Linked DNA regions of Homo sapiens: region 1 is linked to region 2. Evidence: chromatin contacts called from ENCODE Hi-C or POLR2A ChIA-PET data. All regions are on one chromosome and are shown on one strand. Each heading gives the region's core, a stretch centred on a gene start or an enhancer-like site at or near the end of the contact. The rest is flanking DNA. Distances are from core to core; before and after follow the strand shown.

Region 1 (2,700 bases), core at 78-2,577, 73 kb after region 2:
AGGGAGGGAGGGAGAGAAAGAATGAAAGAAAGAAAGAGAAAGAAAGGGAAAGAAAGGAGGGAGGGAGGGAGAGAGGGAGAGAAAGAATGAAAGAAAGAAAGAAAGAGAAAGAAAGAGAGCAAGCGAGCAGTTTTCTTGTTTCTAGAATAATTAGTATGGGTCTCCATCCCAAGACAGACTTTTTGGTCCTGTGCTAGAAAAGACTTCCTGAGCTAATTCATTTCATTTATTTCTAAGTATCTTGTTTTCATCATGGCATCTCCTGCAGGAAATGAAAATAGCCAGCAGCTTCGGCATAGAGAGACTGAGAGGTCCCAGCCCAACACCTCAGGACAAAGGCAGGGCATAGCAGATTAAATGCCACCATTGCTGCAGTCGCCTGCTCTCACTTTTCTCTCCCTGTCAAAGCTGATATTGAGTGTACTCTCCCTGTGAATTGAGCATTCTGTCATCAAAAAGCTCGGTGATGAAGCTTATCTCATTTTTAAAATCAAGACTTGTCTCCCGTCTTTAATACTGGATGACTAATACCTAGGTCATTTTTTAAAAACTAAATTAATTTGATGCTCTGATTCCCTGTTGTTGTGCAACAAATTACCTTAAAACGTAGTGGCTTAAAATAGCCATTTTATTTTGCTCACAGTTTTGTCAGGAATTGTCTTTAAACATGACAAGATGATAAAATAAAGTATGACCAATTCAGCAAACATGTATTGAGCACCTACCATGTCTCCATTACACCAGCCTGTCCTGCAGGCAAAAGCAAAGACACAGTGGGGTAGAATTTATGGGTGCATTTGGAGAACTGCAAGTCCTGGGTATGGCTGGAGTTTGGGTTCATGTGGAACCCAACAAGGGACAGGCTTCAGAAGTAGACTGAGGCCAGATCCTCAAAGCCCTCGAATGCCAGGATAAGAAATTTCAACTTCATCCCATAGGGTATGGGCAATAGGGAGCCATGGAAGATTTCAGCAGAGAAGAGTCACTGTCAGATCTATGCTGGGGGATAGGCAGGGAATAGATGCTTCTATGAGAAAAGAGTGAAGCGTCTGGAAATTTGCCCTCTTATTCAACACCTGAGGGGCTCCACAGTTAATATTCACCTTCAGCAGAGCTGACCTCCTGGACCTCATTTTACCCTAGCCCTGTTTCTTTGCCACTGGGTGCAGCTCAGCATGAAGAGTGCATGAGTGAGAGCCACGGGCCTCCTTAGGGGAAAAAGAACAAGTACTGCCCAAGTTGCTACATTGCTCATATGCATTGTTACCCTGAAAGGGTCACAGTCCCTTGCCTCTACAGGGAGTGGGGGATGAGGCTGCCTTGGTGTGGCTCAGAAAACATATTGAGGCTTGGCAGCACCTGAGAACATTTTGAAAAACTTCCCACCAGGTTTTATTTGTTTTGTTCACAGGCCCTTAAAGTTAGCAACAGAAATCACCTCTGAGGGCTTGGTTCCTGATGGCTCTCCAGTTCCCAACAGCTGTGGAGGGCCTCTCCTGGCCCATTTCCCTGACCAACCACTCCCTGCCCCTGTCAGGCCCCTCCCACCTCAGAAGAGGCCACAGCCGCAGGTCAGCTCCAGGCAAAGGCACAGGGTAATTAGAGGCTGCTAATCACTACCACGATAATAATACTAGTGAGTTAGGGAATGATTCACAGATACCAGACACCAACTTAAATACATGTATCCTCTCATCTAATGGTCAGAACAACCCACAAAGGAGGCATAACTATTTTCTTTATCAGATAAACTGAGGCATGGAGAGCAACTCACCCAGTTGCACAGCTAGTATTTGGCAGAACCTGGATGCAAACCTGGCTCTGATTCCAAAGCCGAGGCCTCTTGGCCCTCCAGTCTCCCATTTCTCAGCGCTTCCCTTGGGGAGTTGCCTCTCCTACTGCCCCCTCAGGTACCCAGCCCCCTGCACCTAGATTTTATCATGTAAGCATCCAGTTCTTCCCATATGCAGCTCCTTTGTCTCAGTTGTGTCAACTAATTTTATTACCCTGGGTAAATCCCTTCATTCGCCTGGGCCTCAGTTTCTTCATCAGTAAAATGGGGATGCCCAGTCTGTCTTATAAAGTCAGTCCAGGCACTAAATCAGTTGGTGTGCTCCTGCGGCCCTGGGAACCTGGGATGGGCACTTAACTGTAAAGTCTTCTTATGACAATGCAGAAGTGACTCATCTGGTGAGCAGCCCAAGCCCTTCCTGTAGGCAGTGAGCACTCAGGAGGTTTCCACAAATAGATTCAAGCAACAGGTGTCTGCACCCTGGGTAGCTCGGTACCTGCCAACTCTGCTGGCAATGCTCGCTCTGGGCTCTTTCCACAGAGAGAGGTCACATTCCATGGCCCAGCAGCCCAGCACAAGGAAACAGCCCTGCCCACACACAAGGAAAAGTGGACATTAAGGGTTCTGCTTGTTTTTAAAAGGCTTATGGGCCTCCAAGGCAGAGGAGAGAAGAGCAGGGAGACCAGGTCTAAAGTGAGGGTGGAGACTCTCCTTGTTCCTAGCTGTGGAACAGAAGCACTGTCTCCCCAGGGTGGAGGCCAGCAGCTTTCCCAGCAGGCAGACTATGAACTGCTCTGCTCAGACTTCAGACTTGGGTCTGGCTTAAAAGGAGCACAGAGTCATATTTGCTGGATTAGTTTCCTAGGGCTGCCATAATGAAGTACCACAGACTGGTGACTTAGAACAAC
Region 2 (2,700 bases), core at 52-2,551:
ATATATTCCCTTCATACTGATTCTGCATTTAACCACATGACTTGCTTAGGCCAATAGTATGTTAAGTTAATGTGACACAAAGGCATGAAAAGCACTTGTACAATTGGGCTTGCTTACTCTTACTCCTGTACCTTTACCATGAGAACAGGCCTAGGCCAATCTGCTAGAGGATGAAACACATAGAACAAAAGCCATGTTGACCAGGCAGTCACGCCCATTGAGGTCATCCTAGACCAACGAATAGTCAGTCAACTCCCAGACATATGAGCCTAAACCAGAAGAACTGCCCAGCTGAGCCCAGCCTAAACTTCCAACTTGCAGATTTGTAAGCTAAATAAATACTCACCATTTTAATCCTCTAAGTTTTCGGGTTTTTTTTGCATCTTGTTGTGGTAATCAATAACTATTTCACTCCCTGATAAGGAGACCAAGAATTTTGTGTTACATCTTATCCATCACTGTGTCTTACAAACAGAAGTTAATAAATATTTGCTAATGGAAATATGTTAAGGACTCTCAGCTTTCATAAGGTGTCAAACTCTGAAGCTCTCCAATTTCTCCAACCCTCTAAAGTGATATGAGAGAAGTGGAATTCCAATATTATTTAAAGTTTTCTAACATTCAGATACTCTCTGAGGTAGTTTTTCTGCAGTACTTCATTTAATCTCCACAGTACCTTTGAGAGGCAGGTATGAATTTTCCCATTTTAAAGATGAAGAAACTGAGGATAAGAGAAGTGAAGTAAGTTACCTAAGGTCACACAACAAGAGTGGTAGAGCTGGATTCTCCCTGTAGGTGAGCCTGCTTCTCAGGCCAGTGCAATCTCTGCTACATTTGAATGCCTTACACCCCTTGCTCTAAGGGTTAGAACCACCTCATTTGGCCTTTCTCTAAATACCATCTTTTTCTCCAGTGGTGTCATATTTGTTTATCTTGGATCCTAGACCTTTATTAGATTTTATTTTCTCTCATCATACTGGAAGATAATCTATTTATTGATTAGCATACTTGTTTGATACTTTAAAAATTACAAATTGTTGATTTCCTTGTATTTGTTTCTAAGAAACTTTATTCATTGTAAATAAATGAGGGAAGAAGTTGCTTTCCAAAGATCTCGAGAATCTAGCATTTTCTTAGCCCAAATTTGGCCCTTACTCTGGGTTTCTGGCCCCAATATTTGAGTTGTTCTCCTCTCCACACCCAACAGAAGTTATTTTTAAGTTGCATTTTATCCAAAGAGCATTTTTCAAAGAATGCCTTGGAAGGTCCTGGAGTTTCTCTTCAGCTCAAGAACTGTCCCTTGGCCCCACCCCGTCAGTCTAGGGAGTTTATTTTGGTCTATGCAAGAGTCGCATGTTTTCTTTTGATGAAGTCATCTGGGTATTTTGCTTCCATGCCCTTGGTCCTATTTCCTTAAGAAAGGCTGGTCTCTCTGTGATCTGCCAGGGACAGAGAGGTGGGCCCTCTTTTCTGTCAGTTAAGAAGCAGAATCACCACGAAGACCCTGCCTCTCCAACCCCAACCACACCCATGGCTTCCCCTGGGTACCCCCCAATCCAAATCCTTCTCTTTCTTCTGAGCCCAGCCCATCCCCCTCTCTGCCACAGTGAGCTCCCTGACTCATGAATTTGTAACAATATCCCTCTTTTCTGAATGATTAGAAAACCTAAAACACTTGATTGTCTATTTATTTAGCACATACAGACGGTCCCCAGTGAATGATGATTCAACTTACAATTTTTCGACTTTACGATGGTGTAAAAGCACTACACATGCAGTACAAACCGTACTTTGAATTTTGAATTTTGATCTTTTCCCAGGCTAGCAATATGCAGGATGATACTCTCTCATGATGCTGGGCATCAGTGAGCCATAGCTCCCAGTCAGATGTACCATTAGAAGGGTAAACAACTGATAAGCTTCAGTGTGCTATATCCGATAAATTACCTAAGATAGTCAACACTTTATTATGAAATATGAAATAGGCTTTGTGTTAGATGATATTGCCCAATTCTAGGCTCATGTAAGTGTTCTGTGTATGTTTAAGGTTGTCAAGGCTAAGCTGTGATATTCATTGGATAGGTTAGGTATATTAAACATATTTTTTTAAAAAAAATTTATTTCGATAAGTTTTGGGGGAACAGGTGGCTTTTGGTTACAAGAGTAAGTTCTTCAGTGGTGACTTGTAGGATTTTGGTGCACCTATCACCCGAGCAGTATACACTGAACCCAATTTGTAGTCTTTTATCCCTCACCCCCCCACACACTTTCCCCTGAGTCCCCAAAGTTCGTTGTATCATTCTTATGCCTTTGCATCCTCATAACTTAGCTCCCATTTATGAATGACAACATGTGAGGTTTGGTTTTTCATTCTTGAGTTACTTTACTTAGAATAATAGTCTCCAATTCCATTTAGGTTGCTGTGAATGCCATTAATTCGTTCCTTTTTATGGCTGAGTAGTATTCCATCATATATATATAGCACAGTTTCTTTATCCACTCGTTGATTGATGGGCATTAGGGCTGGTTCCATATTTTTGCAATTGTGAATTGTGCTAGTATAAATATGCATGTGCACGTATCTTTTTTGTATAGTGACTTCTTTTCCTCTGGGTAGATACCCAGTAGTGGGATTGCTGGATCAAATGGTAGTTCTACTTTTAGTTATTTAAGGAATCTCCACACTGTTTTCCATAACGG

Evidence for each region. Hi-C counts contacts between places; a loop is a spot of excess contacts on that map. ChIA-PET counts read pairs that join two places held with the same protein, here RNA polymerase II (POLR2A).
Region 1: a loop to region 2 is called in a map of PC-3, with 5 times the contacts of the local background. The contact joins two enhancer-like sites. A Hi-C loop is called at or near these places in 1 of 168 maps with a recorded cell type or tissue (PC-3). POLR2A ChIA-PET finds 5 or more read pairs at or near these places in 5 of 52 experiments (A673, K562, OCI-LY7 and 2 more).

Annotation. Positions count from the first base shown.
Region 1 is chr5:159,824,389-159,827,088 of GRCh38, forward strand. All of the region lies in intron 2 of LINC01847 (long intergenic non-protein coding RNA 1847), which reads right to left. Among named protein-coding and RNA genes, the nearest start is that of LINC01847, 46 kb to the right of the region's middle. Within about 2 kb of position 1,328, at least 9 of the 41 ENCODE cell types and tissues checked have a DNase peak (open chromatin) inside an H3K27ac peak, as active enhancers do; they include PC-3, where a contact is called at or near this core.
Region 2 is chr5:159,751,395-159,754,094 of GRCh38, forward strand. It overlaps LOC105377688 (a long non-coding RNA gene), which reads right to left. Exons shown (of 4, transcript XR_001742949.2): 2 at 347-415. Among named protein-coding and RNA genes, the nearest start is that of LINC01847, 120 kb to the right of the region's middle. Within about 2 kb of position 1,302, at least 3 of the 41 ENCODE cell types and tissues checked have a DNase peak (open chromatin) inside an H3K27ac peak, as active enhancers do; they include PC-3, where a contact is called at or near this core.